Linked DNA regions of Homo sapiens: region 2 is linked to region 1. A link is a loop called in an ENCODE intact Hi-C map of the cell type or tissue named here. Cell type or tissue: PC-3. All regions are shown on one strand. Links, peaks and the distances in the headings refer to the core of each region. The heading gives the core; the rest is flanking DNA.

Region 1 (10,519 bases), core at 1,583-9,582:
ATTTAGCAAATATAAAAGTTTCTCAGTTTTTCAGTGGCTATATTGTTTACTATTTGGGTTGTACTTCTCTGTTTATTTACATTTATTTTTGTCATTTAAATTTCCAGTTAATTTTTTTATCTATTGGAACCTTAATTTTTTTATATATTCATATGAACTCTTTTTTGTTGTGTTTATTCCAAATGACCCTTTTGTATTGCTTTGTTTAATTCTATTCAATTATTTATTTTTTACTGTAATGCAGCTTTGAATTTTTAAATAAGTCAAATCTAAAGCTGATTTTATTTCTCATGTTTTCAGATGGTTTTAAACTCAGAAAGTTGTTTAAGGATTACCTTAACGTGATTAACAGAGTACACACTCTAGACAAACCTCCCTTACCAAATGCTGAACAGTATACTTTTAAAAAAAACATTCATTAGAACTAGGAATAGAAAAGTCATAACCTCAGTGGACCAGAAATAAATCATTGAAAGGTGGCAGACAACAGAATGAGATTAAAGGAGGGAGTCACTGCTCAAAAGCTATATACAAGAAAACTGATAGAAAAAATAAAGATGGTGGGTTGGGGGATGTAGGGGGAAGTTTTTCCAAGCTTGGACATGATGCATGTGTTAAGGAGAAAGGGACCATGAGTCAATTAACAGAGCCTTGGAAGACGAGACTACCCCAAAGACATGCAACCCTTCCCTCTCTGTCTTAGTTTAAGGACAAGTAGAGGTTTTTGTGGCCAGGCACAAGCCGTGAAATTGGTCATTTGGGTCAGAGAAACATGGCAATGTACTGAAGAGCTAGAGACACCCAGGAAGAAATGTAAAATGTAAAATTCTGTGACCAGAAAATTAACTTCTGATGTAGTTCTTTCTATAGCATCCTACCTCTCACTAGTTTGCCCAGTAAAATGAGCACACAAGAAAAAAAAAAAAATCTGGGCACATAAGCAACAAAACTCCATGAAAAAAAAGACATGTGAATGTCAATAAATAACACCTAATGAAACAGCATGAATAGAACACACAACTTTAGAATAGACAGAATTATCCTCAAAGTGATGAAGAAGAAATTTAATACACTTCCCAAAACACAAAAACAGCTAAGAATAAATTTGGCAAGTACTAAAATTTGTTAAAATAAATAAAATTAGCAGACAGAATCGATGTCAGAATGGACTCAGATGAGGAGTGAATTAGTGAAGTACAAGATCAAGTGAAAAATCCTTCCTAGTTCAACCCATAAAGGACAGAGAATTAAAATGTATGAAAATAGAAGTTAGAAAAAAAGGGTGATAGATCTAAAAGTTCCAATATATGTCTAAAGTAATTTCATTATAAATAGAATACTCAAAATTAGAAAGGAGGAAATAATAAATACTATCAGAATTGAAGAAAGGTGTGCATTAATCTTGTTAACTGGGTGCTTAACATGTTGTAAATACATGAAACAAAGCAAAACTTCATACCCAGACATACTGGTAACATTTTAGAAAACCCAGGATCAAGTGAAACTTACTATGAGTTTCAAGATGAACAAAATTAGAGACTCTAAAAGACAAAGTATCACATTGACATTGGAATTCTAGCTGGCAATTCTGAACATAATTGCCAGAATTCTGAATATATGATCTGATTTAAAAAAAGGTCTGATTTAGAATTTTCCAGAACCAAATGAATTATATGTGTGAGGACAATACGACTGTTTCAAACCTCTAGGACTCACAAAGCTTACTCTCAAAATTACTAGCTGAAGAAATAGTGTATGATAGATTTTTATCACAAAATTAATCCAAAAGGAAGACGAGGAAAACGAGAAACACAAAAGAATGAGGAAACTATAAAGGTTATTGAATTAGACCAGAAAATTGAGGTTAGTACAGCCTGAAGATTGTAAAAAATGATTTCAGAAAGCAGTAAGAAAAATTGGTAGTGCCTGAATAGATCCCAACAACAACAACAGAGAATTACACATACAAGAAATGAGAGAAGGCAAATTTTGCTTGAATGGAAGTGTAGATTAAAACAAAAAGATGTTTCTTTTTTGTCTACCAAATTCAAAATATATAACAAGTTTTATGATATAGGGAAAATGGAAATATTTTGTCTACCAAATTGGAAAGCTATAACAAGATGTATGGTATAAGGAAACTGGAAATATCACTGATGCAAGCTGATAGTTTTCTGAGTTATATATTAAAAGTTAACCATATTAAAAGTGATTGAAGTTCAGTCTTTTGATATAGTGTATTATTGATTGGATTCTTTAGTTGCCAGCAACAGAAACATTGGGGTGTGTGTGTGTGTGTGTGTGTGTGTAACACATAGTTAATTCTCATTATTCATGATAGCTATGTTCCATAAAGTCACCATGAATATTAATTTAGCAGATATCAAACTATTGCTCCAAGGGGAAATACAGGATTAGGTTCCTGTGAGCCTGTGGTCACAAAATTTTTGTCACTCCAAACACCACTTGTGTTACCTAGGTTTGTTTGCCAAAATCTTTGAAAAACAAGCCAGTCTCATTACCTTTGAAAACCTGCTGTTGTACATAACCCTTTTTCTGTATGACAGTTGGCAAATGTTTTTTAATTGCCTTGACTGCCAGTTTAACATTTTCCATGTAGCATTGCTTTTTGAAACATGCAAACCAGCCAGCACTAGCTGAGAATGGTTTAACATTTTCTTGACCATGGATAAGGTGACCATACATATTTTTGGGTTTTAACCTCACAACAATGCTGACCACTATGCTTCTTAACAATTCGTAGTCATCACATGAATCCACACGTTTAACTACTTTTTTTGTCTTTTCCATAGTTTCAATACATCCTGTGTCTATGTTACTGAGAAGTGACAGCGTGCTGGCAGTCCTCAGAGCCCTCGCTTGCTCTCGGCACCTCCTCTGCCTGGGCTCCCACTTTGGCGGCATTTGAGGAGCCCTTCAGCCCACCACTGCACTGTGGGAGCCCCTTTCTGGGCTGGCCAAGGCTGGAGCCCACTCCCTCAGCTTGCAGGGAGGTGTGGAGGGAGAGGCTCGAGCGGGAACCGGGGCTACGTGTGGCGCTTGCGGGCCAGCTGGAATTCCGGGTGGGCGTGGGCTTGGCGGGCCCCGCACTCGGAGCAGACAGCCAGCCCTGCTGGCCCCGGGCAATGAGGGACATGGCACCCTGGCCAGTGGCTGCGGAGGGTGTACTGGGTCCCCCAGCAGTGCCAGCCCACCGGTGCTGCGCTCCATTTCTCACCGAGCCTTAGCTGCCTTCCCGCGGGGCAGGGCTTGGGACCTGCAGCCCGCCATGCCTGAGCCTCCGACCCACTCCATGGGCTCCTGTGCGGCCCGAGCCTCCCCGACGAGCACCACCCCCTGCTCCACGGCACCCAGTCCCATCGACCACCCAAGGGCTGAGGAATGCGAGCGCACCTTGCGGGACTGGCAGGCAGCTCCACCTGCAGCCCTGGTGCGGGATCCACCAGGTGAAGCCAGCTGGGCTCCTGAGTCTGGTGGGGACGTGGAGAGTCTTTATGTCTAGCTCAGGGATTGTAAATACACCAATCAGCACCCTGTGTTTAGCTCAAGGTTTGTGAGTGCACCAATCGACACTCTGTATCTAGCTGCTCTGGTGGGGCCTTGGAGAACCTTTATGTCTAGCTCAGGGATTGTAAATACACCAATCGGCACTCTGTATCTAGCTCAAGGTTTGTAAACACACCAATCAGCACCCTGTTTAGCTCAAGGTTTGTGAGTGCACCAATCGACACTCTGTATCTAGCTGCTCTGGTGGGGCCTTGGAGAACCTTTGTGTCCATACTCTGTATCTAACTAATCTGATGGGGACGTGGAGAACCTTTGTATCTAGCTCAGGGACTGTAAATGCACCAATCATCAGCACCCTGTCAAAACAGGCCACTGGGCTCTACCAATCAGCAGGATGTGGGTGGGTCCAGATAAGAGAATAAAAGCAGGCTGCCGAGCCAACATTGGCAACCCGCTGGGGTTCCTTTCCACAATGTGGAAGCTTTGTTGTTTCGCTCTTTGCAATAAATCTTGCTACTGCTCAGTCTTTGGGTCCACGCTGACTTTATGAGCTGTAACACTCACCTTGAAGATCTGCAGCTTCACTCCTGAGCCCAGCGAGACCATGAGCCCACTGGGAGGAACGAACAACTCCAGATGCGCTGCCTTGAAGAGCTGTAACACTCACCACGAAGGTCTGCAGCTTCACTCCTGAGCCAGCGAGACCACGAACCAGCCAGAAGGAAGAAACTCCAAACACATCTAAACATCAGAAGGGACAGACTCTAGACGCGCCACCTTAAGAGCTGTAACACTCACCGCGAGGGTCCCCGGCTTCATTCTTGAAGTCAGTGAGACCAAGAACCCACCAATTCCGGACACATTGCTTTAGCACTTTCCAAAGCAATCTCATGTACACATCAGTGAGTTTTCTCTTTCTTTTTCTAGACATACGGTATTGTTGACTCATAACGTTGAACTCATGGCCAACAGCACTGTAACACATGCCTGAACAAAGATTATCTAGCACACATTTCTTCTTAAGGAACATCACAGCCTTCTTGTGCTTAGAAATATTAGACAGCACTTCAGCCTAACACATATAAAGACCATTTTATACATCAAAGTCACCCCCCCGAAAAGCACAAAAATGTGAAAATGGCATTACGTAGACTGTGAAAGGAGCACATTTACAGTGTGAGAGCTGAAACAAGAAGGTGGAGTCTTGCCTCGTTCCACCCCATCAGAGAATGTATGTGTGGGTGACACAAAGATTTCAATGCCCTGTACATGTGAGCGTATAACCACAAAACCATAGTGAATATTAATTTTGGAGTTACAGATACATTTAGCATGCAAATTCATAAGTACTGAATAATGAGGATTGACTCGTGTGTGTGTGTGTTTGTGTGTGTGTGTATGCATGGAGAGGGAGAGAGATTTATTAGAAGGATATGAGTCAACACTCATGGAATTAAAGAAAAATTGAACAATGAAGCGTAAGAAGTGGTATGAAACAGGCATGTGGGGATCCAGTTGGAAGGGAATTACAGAAAGTTTCCTCAGATGTCATAATAAGCATGAATCAGATTTATGGATTTTCAGTGCCCTTTTTTTTTTTTTTTTTTTTTGGAGATTCAAATTCCAGGAAGAGAGTCTGATGGGTCTTGTTAGGTCCATGACTCTCCTCAGGTCAGGCAAAGGCTGCGTACCAAGGCTGACGTCTCATCAAGACTGCAAGCATCAGACAATTGAGTTGCTATTACTAAAACAAAGTGCCATGAATTTGAAAATGCAAAAAATAACATATGTGCACTCTCTTCTCTATATCTATTTCCTTAAATTTATACCAAGGAAAGAATCATGGATTTAGGTTGGTGTTTATGTTAAAAATACTTAAATAATTTAAGTCTGAGTCATCTAATTGTTATTTGCACCATGATTTGAAAACACATATTTACGTGATTTCTGTTGCTGCATAAAAAGTTACTACAGATAGCAGCTTAAACCATTTATTAATTATCTCATGATTTCCATGGGTTAGGAGTCCAAGGGTGGCTTACTGAGTCCTCTTCTCAGGGTATCGCGAGGCTGCAATCCAGGTGTTGGCTGGGCTGCATTCCATTCTCAGGGTTCTCTTCCAAGCTCATGTGGTTGCCAGCAGAATTCCATTTGTGTGTATGTGTGATTATAGGAGTGAAGTCCCTCTTTTCTATGATTTTATGTGATTATAAGACTGTCAGCCAGGATTTGCTTTCTGCTCCTAGAGGCCACTTGCAGTTCCTGGCCTTATGGCCTCTCCTAGTCCCTCTCTCCACATGGCAGCTTACTTTTTCAAGACCTGCAGAAGAATGTTTCTCTTTGGGGATGGCCAAGCATTTTTTTTTTTTTCAAGAACTATCTTGATTACATTATACCTATCCAGGATAATATCCCTTTTGATGAACTCAAGGGACCTTAGTTATAGCTGTAAAATATTTGCACCTGTTATATAAAGTAGGGTAATTATGGTACTAATACCCCATCACCTCTGCCAGGTTCTATTCATTAGAATCAAATCACAGGGGAGAGGATAATGCAGGGTGTAACACCAAGAGTTGGATTCTCAGGGGCATCTTAGAGTTCTATCTACCACTTTGAGGAATATTTAATTTATTGAAAAAATGTTTTATATATAATATTTAATTTAGAAAAATCCAAAACACCTTACATAATATTAAAACAGTGTAACAGTTAAAGGACAATGTAGAACTAAACTAAATACAACCAATGGCCTTCCCCTGAGTTGTATAATTAAGAGTGATTTTTGTTTATTCTTCACAGCTTATTTATAAATTCCATATTTTCTACAGCAAGCAAGTGATGCTTTTATAATTAGAAATGTTGTATCTAGGTTAAGAGCATGGATACTGGAACCAACTGACTGAACTGTAATTGAGATCTGCAATTTAAAAGCTCTGTGATTAGGGTAAACTATCCACACTGAGCCTTTGTTTTTGTTTTTTAAACAAAGAATCTGACTCCATTTCTGTTGATTGCTATCAGCTTTCATGCCCTGCCACTCCTTATGGACCCTCTGCTTCCTTTCTAGAGAATGTGATAAGAGAGCCTGAGTGTTCCCTCCTGTGGCTCTGGTAAAAAGTTTAAACCATACAAAAACCCTAAAAGCCAAGCCCGTCTCCTTCCCTACTCTCAATCCATTTCGGGACTGCTTGGGAGCCTCCCCTCTCCTCAGAAAACCTCATTATGTGGGTAACAAATATGTTCATACCCTCTGTGCATGTGTAGTGTCATCATTCTCAACAACTCAACCAACTTTTGAGTGGGGAGAGCCCATTCTGCCTCTTCAGGGTGACCACAACACTTTATTTGTGAAATGGAGTTATTAATAGTATTGACACACTCATTTATTATAAGGAAAAAATTTATTAATGTATATAAAAGCACTTAAAACAGTGCCTGCACATAGTAAATGCAAGGCTCTTGTATCGGTTCGAACCCCAAGAGCATGCCAACAAACAACACAAGGTGGTGTGGAGCAACACACTGTTTTTAATGAGCGCCTGGGTGCAGATGGGCTGAGGCCTAAAATGGCGTCAGCAACAAATTAGGACGAGGCAGGGGTTTTATAGTCTCCTATAAACAGGAAGTGTCTCAGTCTGACGTAACTGCTACGCTGTACCGCTGTACCCGGACGGCCTCTCTTTTGGTCTTCAGCGGGTACCGTTTCTTCCAGCCAGCTCTCTTCCTACTTCTGCTGTCTTGCTGACGCAAGTGCCTTGGGACTGGGCCTGAGGAGGGGGGAGTTATTAATTCCCTTAAGCTTTCAGGCCCCTGGGAGAATCGTTCAGTAAACATCATGTAAGTAAGTGTTAACTGTAGATACTTATAAATATTATTGGTGATCTGATTATTTGCCTTATGCTGCTGATTCTGCCAACCATAATTGTTTTACAAAAGAAAATTAACATAATATTGTATGCTATAGCAAAAATTTTTTAAGTCCTTTAGAAAAGAAAAAAACTACATGCTATATACTGTAATGTAATTTAGAGAGTAAATTGTGTTTTCAGTCATTTCCAAAATTAAAGAAAATGGACTTCATTTATTATAATTTGAATTTTGATTATTTTTAGCCTTTAAATAACATATAATTATACATCAAGCACCTATTTATCTAAAACTTAAAGTTACAGCATGCTTTTACAAACACTTTTCCTTAATCTATGGATACATAAAATGTTTGTAAATGGGTTAGAATCAGGAATTTGTTCTTTAACCAGCTTCTGGAATTTATTCATGGAGATCTGTTAGGTTTCCTATTTTTAAATCTGGAGGACTATAGAATGAAAAAAATATTAGAATGATGGCTTATGGCATTAGAAATTTTTATAGCAGCTTTATTCATGATTGCCAAAACTTGAAAGGAAGCAAGATGCCCTTCGTAGGTGAACGGATAACCAAACAGAAGTAGAAGTACATCCATACAATGGAAACTACTTAGAGATAAAAAGATATGAGGTATTAAGCCACAGAACAACATGGAGGAGCCTTAAATGCACATTGCTAAGTGAAAGAAGCCAATCTGGAAAGGCTACAGACTGTATGCTTCCAACAATATAATGTTCTGAAATAGCTGAAGCCATGGTCAAAATAAAAAGATCTGTGGTTGCCCAAAGCTCAGGGGAGAGGAGGTTAAGGATACACAGATGGAGCACAGAAGATTTTTAGGGCAGTGAAACTATTCTGTATAATACTGTGATAGTGGATACATGTCATTATACACTGCTCAAAAAAGAAAACTTGAGGTCAATATCCTTGATAAACATCAATGCAAAAATCCTCAAAAAATACTAGTAAATCAAATCCAGAAGCACAACAAAAAGCTAATCTACCGTGATTAAGTAGGCTTCATCCTGAGGATGCAAGATTGGTTCAACATATGCAAATCAATAAACGTGATTCATCACTTAAACAGAACTAAAGACAAAACCACATGATTATCTCAGTAGATGTAGAAAAGACTTTTGATAAAATTCAACATTCCTTCATGTTAAAAACTTTCAATGAACTAGGTATTGAAGAAACATACTTCAAAATAATAATAGTCATCTATGACAAACCCACAGCCAACATTATACTGAATGGGCAAAAGCCGCAAACATTCCCCTTCAAAACTGGCACAAGGCAAGATGCCCTCTCTCAACACTTCTATTTAACATAGTATTGGGTGTCGTAGCCATAGCAATCAGGCAAGAGGAAGAAATAAAGGACATCCAAGTAGGAAGACAGGAAGTCAAACTATCTCTGTTTGTAGACAACATGATTCCATATCTAGAAAACCCCATAGTCACAGGCCCTAAACTCCTCTAGCTGATAAACAACTTCAGCAAAGTTGTAGGATACAAAATCAACATACAAAAATCACTAACATTCTTATATACCAACAATAGCCAAATCAGACAGGCAATACCATTCACAATTGCCACATATACAAAATTAAATACCTAGGAATATAGCTAATCAGGGAGGTGAGAGTTCTTCACAATGATAATTACAAAACACTGCTCAAGGAAATCAGAGAAAACACAAACAAATGGAAAAACATCCCATGATCACAGATAGGCAGAATCAGTATCATTAAAATGGCTATACTGCCCAAAGCAATTTATAGATTCAATGCTATTCCTATCAAACTACCAAAGACATTCATCACAGAACTAGAAAAAACTATTTTATAATTCACATGGAACCAAAAAAAGAGCCCGAATACCCAAGGCAATCCTAAGCGAAAAGAATAAACCTGGAGGCATCATGCTACCTGACTTCAAACTATACTACAAAGCTACACTAACCAAAATAGCATGGTACTCATACGAAAACAGGCCCATACCAGTGAAACAAAATAGAAAGCCCAGAAATGAGGCTGCATAGCTATGACCATCTGATCTTTGACAAAGCTGACAAAAACAAGCAATGGGGAAAAGATTCCCTATCCAATAAATGGTGCTGGCATAACTGCCTAGCCATAGGCAGATTGAAGTTGGAGCCCTACCTTTCACCATATACAAAAATAAGTCAAGATGGGTTGAAGACTTAAATGTAAAACCCAGAGCTATAAAAACTCTGGAAGATAACCTAGGCAATACCATCCTGGACATAGGAACAGGCAAAGATTTCATGACAAAAACTAGCAAACAAATCTCAATAAAAATTGACAAGTGCTATCTAATTAAGCTTAAGAGCTCTGCACAGCAAAAGAAAGTATCAACAGAGTAAATGGACAACCTACAGAATGGGATAAAATATTTGCAAACTATGCATCTGACAAAGGTCTAATATCCAGCATCTACAAGGAATTTAAACAAATTTATAACAGAAAAACAACCCCATTAAAAAGTGGGCAAAGGACATGACCAGAAACTTCTCAGAAAGAGATATACATGCGGGCAACAAGAATATTAAAAAAAGCTCAATATCACTGATCATTAGAGAAACGCAAATCAAAACCACAATGGGATAACATTTCACACCAGTCAGAATGGCTATTATCAAAAAGTCAGAAAACAACAGATGCTGGCGAGGCTGCAGAGAAAAGGGAACACTTACACACTGTTGGCAGGAGTGTAAATTAGTTCAACAATTGTGGAAAGCAGTATGGAGATTTTTCAAAGAGCTAAAAGCAGACCTACTGTTCAACTCCACAATCCCATTACTGGGTATATACCCAGAGGAATATAAATCATTCTACCATAAAGACACATTCATGCAAATCTCCATTGCAGCACTATTCACAATTGCAAAGACATGGAGAAATGTCCATCAATGAGAGATTGGATAAAGAAAATGTGATCGTGTACACCATGGAATACTATGCAGCCACAAAAAAGAATGAGATAGATCATGACTTTTGTGGGAACATGGATGGAGTGGAGGCTATTATACTTAGCAAACTAATGCAGGAACAGAAAACCAAATACTGCATGTTCTCACTTATAAATGGGAACTAAAT
Region 2 (10,519 bases), core at 1,320-9,319, 58 kb after region 1:
TAGAACAGAATTGTAGTTTGTTTTTTTTCTTCTGCCCACAAACTGTAGACTTCCTCATATTCTTTATTTGCTCTGTTTCCCAGGCTGGTGTTCAGTGGTGTGACCACTGTTTCCTTCCGCCTCACTCTCCCAGGCTCAATTGATCCTCCTGCTTCAGCCTCCTGAGTAGCTGGGACCATAGGTGTATACCACTATGCCTGGCTAATTTTTGTGCATATATATCTATATATATACACATACATATATATATATACACACATACATATATATACACACACATATATATATACATATATACACACAGATATATATATATACACACACACATATATACACACGTATACACACACACACACACACATATAGTAGAGACACGGTCTCCCTATGTTGCCCAGGCTGGTCTTGAACTCCTGGGCTCAACTGATCCTCCAGCCTTGGCCTCCCAAAGTGCTGGGATTACTGGAGCGAGCTACCGCACCAGGCCCCTCCTCATATTCTTGATCATGGCTCAATTCTAAGATTCCTTCTTTTTTTCTAACTCTATTTTACCTCGAATCCAAATTTAGCCCTCATGGCTGTATGATAAAGGAACTTCAAACTGGACCACTTGTCACTACTGCAATTAGTACTAGCTTTGTTCCAGTCACTCTTTACCAAGCTACTTGAATCACTCTAATTTCTTAATGGTCTCCAGTTTTCTACATTTGCTTTTCTATAGTGTATTCTCTTCAGTCTTTCCTTCTCAGCCAGAAGCATATTCATTATAAACACATGTAATTATATCACTCCTCTGGTCTAGCACTCTAAACTTGGCCTCCCCGACTCATTTAAAATAAAGATCGGAATCCTTGCTAAGCCCTACGGGGTCCTACATGATCTGGCCCCAAAAATTCCTCTGCTCTCCCTCTTTCTACTCATCCCCCTCCTTCCATGCACTAGACTGCCTTCTTTCAGTTTCTCAAACACCTTGAGGCCATTCTTATCTCAGAGCTTTAACATTGGCTCTTCTCCTGCCTGGAAAACTCTTCCAATGGCCTTTATATCATTTAGGCCTCATCAATGGTAAGCTTCCCAGAGATGCCTTCCCCGCACACACTTTTACCAATAGCACTGCTCAGCATGTTCTATCCCCTTACTCCACTTAGCTATCATCATAGTATTTATAACAGCATAAAATTATATCATTTATTTATTTGCATTTTTTATCTCTCCTCCTCCTGCTAGAGGGCTTTCCCCATAAGACAGAGACGACTTAGATCATGTTTGCTTTTCCTTTGACAAGAATAAGGCTGATACATGGTAGACAGTCAAAATATTGTTGAATGAATAGTTGTTGTTTCTATGGCTTTATTAGTGGAATAAAGAATATCATTTATGGAATTTAAAATACTTATAGAATTGTTCTGTATAGAATATGCTAGTATTCACTTTTCATACGTATAAAATATTTCATATATCTTTCTATATTTCTCAATATAATTTCCTAATTTTAATATATGATATTTAATATCTACCTTTCATTTACATTTTTTCTTTTTTTATTATACTTTAAGTTCTAGTGTACACATGCACAACATGCAGGTTTATTACATAAGTATACATGTGCCATGTTGGTTTGCTGTACCCATCAACTCATTATTTACATTAAGTATTTCTCGTAATGCTATCCCTCCTCCAGCCTCCCTCCCCCTAACAGGCCCTGGTGTGTGATGTTCCCCACCCTGTGTCCATGTGTTCTCATTGTTGAACTCCCACTTATGAGTGAGAATATGCAGTGTTTGATTTTCTCTCCTTGTGATAGTTGGCTTAGAATGATGGTTTCCAGCTTCAACCATGTCCCTGCAAAAGACATGAACTCATCCTTTTTTATGGCTGCATAATATTCCATGGTGCATATATGCCGCATTTTCTTTATCCAGTCTATCATTGATGGACATTTGGATTGGTTCCAAGTCTTTGCTATTGTGAATAGTGCCACAATAAACATATGTGTGCATATGTCTTTACAGTAGCATGATTTATAATCCTTTGGGTATATACTCAGTAATGGGATCAGTGGGTCAAATGGTATTTCTAGTTCTAGATCCTTGAGGAATCGCTACACTGTCTTCCACAATGGCTGAACTAATTTACACTTCCACCAACCCTGTAAAATTTTTCCTGTTCCTCCACATACTCTCCAGCATCTGTTGTTTCCTGACTTTTTAATGATCGCCATTCTAACTGGCGTGAGACGGTATCTCATTGTGGTTTTGATTTGCATTTCTCTGATGACCAGTGATGATGAGTATTTTTTCATGTGTCTGTTGGCTGCATAAATGTCTTCTTTTGAGAAGTGTCTGTTCATATACTTTGCCTACTTTTTGATGGGGTTGTTTGCTTTTTTCTTGTAAATTTGTTTAAGCTCCTTGCAGATTCTGGATAGTAGCCCTTTGTCAGATGAGTAGGTTGTGAAAATATTTTCCCATTCTGTAGGTTGACTGTTCACTCTGATGATAGTTTCTTTTGCTGTGCAGAAGCTCTTTAGTTAAATTAGATCCCCCATTTGTCAATTTTGGCTTTTGTTGCCATTGCTTTTGGTGTTTTAGTCATGAAGTCTTTGCCCATGTCTGTGTCCTGAATGGTATTGCCTAGGTTTTCTTCTAGGGCTTTTATGGTTTTAGGTCTTACATTTAGGTCTTTACTCCATCTTGAGTTAATTTTTGTATAAAGAGTTAATATTTGGTATCAATTTTAATATGTGATATATAATATCAACATTTCATTTACATTTTTTCTTAATTATTTAATAATGGCATTGGTAACATTATGGAAGGGAGATATATCTTTAAATGCTCATTTTAATCCATGCTGTTGCTAAGTCTTATATACATTACCCACATTACCAAATTTTCTTCATTTTATTTCTATTAAGAGTATCTTTAATATTCTACATATATGTGCAGCAGCTTCATTTTCAAATTCTCTTATTAATTTTCTTTTTTATTAACAAAATATCTTTAATATTCTTTTTTCTCTATATATTTGTAAACGAATATGTCTCTTCCAAATTTTATATCAAAAATTTATCTTTCTGATTGCATAGATTAAAAGTATCAAAACGAAATAAGCATCATGTAAAATGTTGTTCAGTTTCAAAATAACTGAGCATCATGTGAATGTCTTGAATATTTTCTGTTCCTGTGTCTTCTTTACTACTTTCTTTTCTATTAGATGAATATTCTCTAGTGTAGCATTTTAATTCCTTTAATAATTATATTTTTAAAATTATTTTCTTAGTGGTTTCTCTAGGGTTTACAATAATAATCTTAACTTATCTATATCTACCTCAGCACCATATTAACATAATCTAGTGATACGTAGAAACTTTGCTTCTATATAGTTTCAATTGCTTATTATTTTTATGCTTTGTTATTAGTGATTAACAGAAAACCAAAGATGTTCAAAGTCCTTCAAATCTGGCAGTATTCTATTGCTAAACTCTATAGGATTTGTAGAATTTTATTTTATTTTTTTTCAGATGGAGTCTTGCTCTGTCACCCATGCTGGAGGGCAGTGGCGCGATCTCGGCTCACTGCAAGTTCCGCCTCCCGGGTTCAAGCCATTCTCCGCCTCAGCCTCCCAAGTAGCTGGGACTACAGGCGCCTGCCACCAAGCCCAGCTAATTTTTTGGTATTTTTAGTGGAGATGTGGTTTCACCATGTTAGCCAGGATGGTCTTGATCTCCTGACCTTGTAATCCGCCTGCCTCGGCCTCCCAAAGTGCTGGGATTACAAGTGTGCGCCACTGCACCGGGCCAGCAAAGGACTTTTAAGAATTTTTTCTGCCTTACCTTGTTGAAAATCTGAAGTTTTTCTATATTTCTACATTTAATAATAAGTCTGATGTTCAAATAATCTCGTCAGAAATCTTCTTTCTTTGGCATTGACTTCATTCTCAAGTAGGACATCAACCAGTATCTTCAGGCTTGCAAAAAAACAATTTATTATCTCTGTGGGGGGGTGGGGGGGAGTCCCCAATAGGTCCAGTTGAGGTCCCTGCATCTGTGGTTTTTGTCCTAGATTAGGTTATATGAACATCTTAGAACCAACATTGGAGCCAGGAAAATGAATTGCTCTGAGTGACCTGGTTGGGAACATGTTACCCAACTGAACTCAGGTGTGCCTGCTCAAGGCAGTAAAGCCAAACATGGTCATTGGTATTGAAGTGACAGAAACTGAGACATTTATTGGAGAGCACCAAGTAAGGAGAGTTGGACAGATAATGTTTAAGACCCAAACTCCCATATGGCTTATAAGATAAGGGCTTTTAAAGATTGAGAGGCAGAGGTTATGGGCAAAGTTATAAGTCAACATAGAGGGGCTACACGTTGTTTTGACCTAAAGTGGGAGACATCTCAAAGCGAGGAACCACAGGTCCACAAGTTATAGGTGGATTTAGATTTTTTGATTTGAGATTGGTTACGGAAGTGAAACTTTGTCTAAAAATTTGGAATTAGCAGAAGATAAAGTTTGCTCTGGCTCATGAGAGTGACTTTTTTGGGCCTCCACAGGAAGAAATTTAGAACAAAGGAAAGTGGTCAGAGTTTAGTCTTCATCTCTCTCTTATTTGAGGTCTATGTGTCAACACATAAAGACATAAACCTCCTTATCTGAGATATATGTTTGGTGGGGGTCTGGGTTTTTTGAAAAACAGCTCAGGGACGTATGTTAAGATGTTATCTTCAGTTTTTATAGGGAATTATTCTTGTGACTCTGTTATATTTTGGCTATTATTTTAAGCTACTGTTATCTTTTTGTTATTTATTTTGTGGGGCTTGCTAGGTGTCTGGAATTTCCTTTGAAAAAATTCGAGATTTTTTTTTTTTTAATTTTCGTGTTTGGGAGGGGATACCTAGCACCTTCCTAAGAGGGGTCCCTGTTTCATTTCAATGTCTACCATAATTGTGGATTAGGAGTGGTGCAAGCTCTCTGAATTACGGGGGTTAAGAACAGGAAGAAATGCTTTCCCCAAAAATTGGAATTATTACTTACATGAAGAATGAATGAGTCCTTGTAAGACAAAATCAACAGATGTGATCTATGTATAAGCTTATATTATTATTTAATACATAAACCAGGAAACTTTTGAGGGTGAAAGTTTTAACAAAAACTATTTTTTAAGAGGCATTAGTCATCAAAATAAGTGAGTCTTAAACTTATACTGACTTGTAAAACAGAAGAACTAGATGAAACTGACATACAACACAAACTAAATTCCAATTGAACATCAACAGTTCAGACCCATATATTCCAAGTTAAAATAAAAGAGAAACTGATATAACAGGACTTAACGTGTTCCAAAGCCCACTGACTGGTTGAGCAACTTCAGTAGTTTACAAATTCTCACCAATCTCTGCTAGATCTTCTTTACTAACTTTTTCCCTAAAACCACTCTATATGACTAACTTCAACCTTCAAATTCCCTAAAACCACTCTATATGACTAACTGCAACCTCAAATTCCTCTTTTGAGACACTTCTGAGACTCTGCCAAAGCAGTGCTCTCCTATGTTCAACACATTTAATAAATTCGGCTTCATATGGTCAACAGCTTTCACTAATGGTCTTTGTAAGGAGACTTCATGATGCCCAGGAAAGTGCCTAGACTTTTAAAGTGAAAACATGGAGTTTGGTGTGGCTGAAGCTGAGTGAATAAGAAGGAGTATAGTGGGAAATAACGTGAGAAGGTAAGAGGTGCACACCATGGAAAGCCTTATTGGCCATTTTAAGGATTGATGTTATTGTAAGTGAAAAGTGAGTCACTGAAAGATTTTGAGAAGAGAAATGATATGCATTTACTTCATGTCAAAGGTCTTGCTCTAGCTGTTGAGCTAGGAATAGAATATAGGAGGACAAAGGTGGAAGAAAGTTGGCCAGTTAAAAAGCTATTGAAATAATCAAGGCAAGAGATAGTGATAGATCAGCTAATGTCATAGCAGTAGAGACAGTGCAAAAATATCAGACTTTGGGTATATTTTCTAAGTGTGGACCAGTGCGATTTACTAATGAGCTAGATGTGGGAATAAGAGAAAAAGAAGAGTCAGGGATGATTCCAAAGTTTATGACCACAGCAACTAGAAGGATAAAATTGCCACTTCCTTCTTGGAAAAGACTGGCACATTACAGGCTTGTGAGAGAATTTGAGTAAATTGGTTTTGGACATTACTATGGGAAGAATTGTGGTCTTCTCAAAATTCATGTTGTGAACACCTAGCTCCCCACATAAATTGTAAGTTTACGTGGATATAGGGCCTTGAAAGAGATAATTTAGTTAAAATGAAGTGATTGGGATGGGCCCTAATCCAATGACTGGTGTCATAGATGAGGATATTAGGACACAGACACACACACAGAGAAGGCAGCCATCTACAAGCCAAAAAGAGAGGTCTCAGAAGAAACCAACCCTACTGATACCTTGATCTTGAATTTCTAGTTTCCAGAATTGTGAGAAAAATGAATTTCTATTGTTTAATCCACCCAGATTGTGTTGCTTTATTATGGCAGCCCTAGCAAACTTGGGAGTCATTGTCATACAGAGGGTATTTAAGGATATTAAACTGGGTGAGGTTACAAGGAGAATGACTGCAGATAAAGAATAGAAGGTATCCAAGAAACAAGCCCTGCAAAATTTCACTTTTAGAGGCTGGAGATAAGAACAAAAATGTCTCAACAAAAGAAACTGTGAAAGAGTGACCAGTCAGGAAATTAACAGATTGAAATATCCTGGAAACCAAGTCAAGAAATTGTTTTCTATACAAAGGAGTAATTAATTAATTGTTTTAAATGCCCCTGATTGTGCAACAGGTTGAAGATTGTGAATTTTTAATTATATTCAGAAATGTGGAGATCATCGGTGACACTATCAAGGAAACTTTGATGAAATAGGAGAGGAAGTAAAAGTCTAATTAAAATAGATTTAAAGTGGAGAATGAGAGATGTGGAATTGAGACTAATTTATCTTTTTGTTTTATTATGTGCCTAGCACAGAAGTCTCATTGAATCTATATATTAGATCTTTTAAAAATAAATGTTTTTATCTGATTTCCAAATCTGCAAAGCTGAAGCACAGAGCCTTCATGGAAGTGATCTTTTAAAATACCTTGAGAAGTTCCCTGCTGAGTTTCTCAGAAACCTTTCAAAACATTAGTCATGACATGCTTTTATAGAGAAATTTACTTGTAGAGTAGCATCCCTATCAATAATGTAATATCAGAATGTGCTTCAAATTTTGTTTACTATAAAGAAGTAATAACTTCTTTAGGTAATTATTTGCTGTTTTTCATTTGATACTTTAATGGATTTCCTCAGAGCACAAATAAATTACATTAAATAATTTCAACTGAAGAATTGGTTATATAAATTAGATTTACTAGTAAATCCTATTAATATGCCTTTTTATATCAAGACATAAAGGCATTGTTTTAGAGATACAGACTTTCAAGAGAATGAAAACATTATCTAATGCCATATGGAACTTTTCTGTAACCTAGTAGCTTTAACTACATTAGGTTGTATCTGTTGGTTATTTAGTACATTTTAATAGCAATCTGAATAGTGACATTTTGGTTAATGCAATTTTCAGCTGATAACAAGTGGGTATTCTGTGGTTTATTTTTAAACTTTTTTCTTAGACGTTATTAACTCATTATTAAAAACACTTTATTTTGTAAATAAACATAGTACACATATATATTTAGGAGGTACATAAGTGATATTTTGATATATACAATGTGCAGTGACCAAATCAGGGCAATATGCATATCTGGCACCTAAAATAGTAATCATTTCTTTGCGTTGGGAACATTCAATATCCTCTCTTCTAGCTATCTGAAAATATATAATAAATTATTGTTAACTATAGTCAGCCTCTAGTGCTATAGAACACTAGAACTTATTCCTCCTATCTAATTGTAATTTTATATTCCTTAACAGATCTATCCCTACCCTATCCTCAGTCCCACTTTCTCAGTCTCTAGTAAACATTAGTCTACTGCTTACTTCTGTGAGAGCAACATTTTTAGCTTCTGCATATGAGTGAGAACGTGGCTTTCTCACTTTCTGTTTCTAGCTTATTTTACTTAACATAATGATCTCCAGGTTCATCCATGTTGCTGTGTATTTCATTCTTCCCCACGGCTAAATAGTATTCTATTGTGCATATATGCCATATTGTCTTTATCCATTCATCTGTTGATGGACGCAGGTTGATTCCATATCTTAGCTATTGTGAGTTGTGCTGTAACAAACATGGGAGTGCAGATATCTCTTCAATACACTGATTTCCTTTTCTTTGGATATACACCCAGTAGTAGAATTGCTGGACCATATGATAGTTCTAGTTGTAGGTTTTTGAGGAAATTCCATATCATTCTCCATAATGGCTGTACCAGTTTACATTCCCTCCAATAGTATGTAAGAGTTCCTTTTTCTCCACATTCTCACTACCATTTTGTTGTTGTTGTTGTTGTTTTGTTTTGTTTTGTCTTTTTGGTAATAGCCATTTTAACTGGAGTGAGATGATATCTCATTGTGGTTTTGTTTGCATTTCCCTGAATGAAATGTTGTTAGGCATTTAAAAGATAAATTTGTTGTCCATTTGTATGTCTTCTTTTGAGAAATGTCTTCTCAGATTGTTTGTTCATTTTTAACTGAATTATTTGTGTGTTTGTTTGTTTTGCTGTTGAGTTGCTTGTGTTTCTTGTATATTCTGGATATTAATTCCTTGTTGGATAAAAAGTTTGTAAATATTTTCTCCCGTCCTTAAGTTGTCTTTTCATTCTGTTGATTTTTTCTTTTGGTGTGCAGAAACCTTTTAGTTTGATACAATTTCATTTGTCTATAAAATTAATACTTAAGAGACGATTGCAAACTAAAGACGTTTCTAATATTTAAGAGCAAAAAGAGGCTATATGGTAGATGTTATTAATGTATCTTCACATTTATTCATACATTAAACATGTTTTTGTAGGTTCCTCTTTTGGGCCCTATATTATGCTGGCTATTGTAAATAAATAGGCTAAGCAAACAGGCATGGTCCCTACCTCACAGACCGTGTAATCTAATGGACGAGAAGACTAACAAATAACCAAACAATACATAATTAAAGTTTGTGATAAGCTCTACCATAGTGATAATATTAGGAGTATAATTCCTAAGGTCAAATAATAAAAATGTAATTGCTACTTGGGAAACATTTTATGAGAGAAACTATAAAAAGACTTCAGTGGTCTATAGAATGTAAAGGAAAATACTTTAGATGGCACGATCAAGAAAAATCAGAGATGATAATTAATTTGAGATATGGATGATAAGAGGAAACCCTCTAAGCAAAGAGTGGAAGACAGAGTGCTCCTAGCAAAGTCTTGAGTTAAAAAAGAGATTAGAAGCTGAAAAAGAACAGGAGCTCTCACTCACTAAGAGTGAGAGCTCAGTGGTTTGAAGTAAAATTATAAAGACAGGGAGAAAGATCATCTTTTTTGGCCTTGTAGGATTTCATGCTAATCCCAATGGGAGACCTTCTAAAGGTTTTAAACAAAGAAAAATAATGTTTTAGAAAGGTCACTCTGCTTTCTGTGTGAAAAATGAATCAGAAAAGTACAGTCAAGGAGACTGGCTGGAAGGCTCCAGAAATATTCTAAAGTAAGAAAGGGATTGTGTGGAAGAAATGGTTGTAGAAGTAAGTAGTGGACTGAGCAAATATTGGAAATAGAATTAAATGGACTTACTGATAAATTAGATATAGGAGATGTGGCAGTACACTTCCATAGGAATTACATAATCTTCCACTGAAGAATCCAGTATTTTGTGTGCCTCTCCAATGAACTGAAGAGCAGTTCTTTGCTCTTCTAGAAATATGTCTAAATAAATGAAAGCACTATTTATGATGTTGATGCTTGTTTCCCAGTTATTATGTGCTCACATTCAAAATTCCTTAAAGCATAAAAATAGAATTAAATATACAACTGAGAAATAAGGATACATCCTATTAGTCAAAAAGGAAAGGAATGCTGAATAGGAACTCTCTATAAAACACATATACATGCAAACAAAACACACCCTTTTAGAATGCAACTCTTAAAACATTTTTTTTTCACTCACAAGAAAAAATATATTACCTCAACTTAGAGTTTATTGCGTAAATCATTCATCATAGTGGCCCAAATGAAAGTCATGGCCTTCTTATAAGTAGAATCACTATTAAAAATCTCTTCTTGAATTTCAGATGTGCCAAACTAGTTTAAATATATTTAAAGCTTATATTCATGCTGTTGTATTGTAAAAAGAAAGAGTATTTCTTACTGATTACTTTGGAATTTCATTCTAGCTAAGACAGCATAGTTGAAACCAAAGAGAAAGTTTTACTTAGTCAATAAAACTGCATTTTAGCTTATTTTTAAGGACATTTTTCTTCAATTAAAGATTGAAGAGAATAAATTAGTAATTCTCTCGTTTCTCTCTCTCTTTGAAAGAAAATTTAAA

The links. Hi-C counts contacts between places; a loop is a spot of excess contacts. Peaks named below come from ENCODE experiments on the same cell type or tissue, not always from the same donor. Only the 100,000 strongest peaks of a DNase experiment are listed, where the experiment ranks them.
Region 2: a loop joins it to region 1, with 2.8 times the contacts of the local background. A loop is called at or near these places in 1 of 110 quality-filtered maps.

Annotation. Positions count from the first base shown.
Region 1 is chr6:54,976,215-54,986,733 of GRCh38, forward strand. No RefSeq gene overlaps it. Among named protein-coding and RNA genes, the nearest start is that of FAM83B, 130 kb to the left of the region's middle. RefSeq lists an enhancer at 2,634-3,134. In PC-3, for the core only: no CTCF peak of the experiment used is centred there; a DNase peak (open chromatin) is centred at 5,067; H3K27ac peaks cover 1,237 bases.
Region 2 is chr6:55,034,862-55,045,380 of GRCh38, forward strand. No RefSeq gene overlaps it. Among named protein-coding and RNA genes, the nearest start is that of HCRTR2, 130 kb to the right of the region's middle. In PC-3, for the core only: no CTCF peak of the experiment used is centred there; a DNase peak (open chromatin) is centred at 5,430; H3K4me3 peaks cover 1,285 bases; H3K27ac peaks cover 2,165 bases.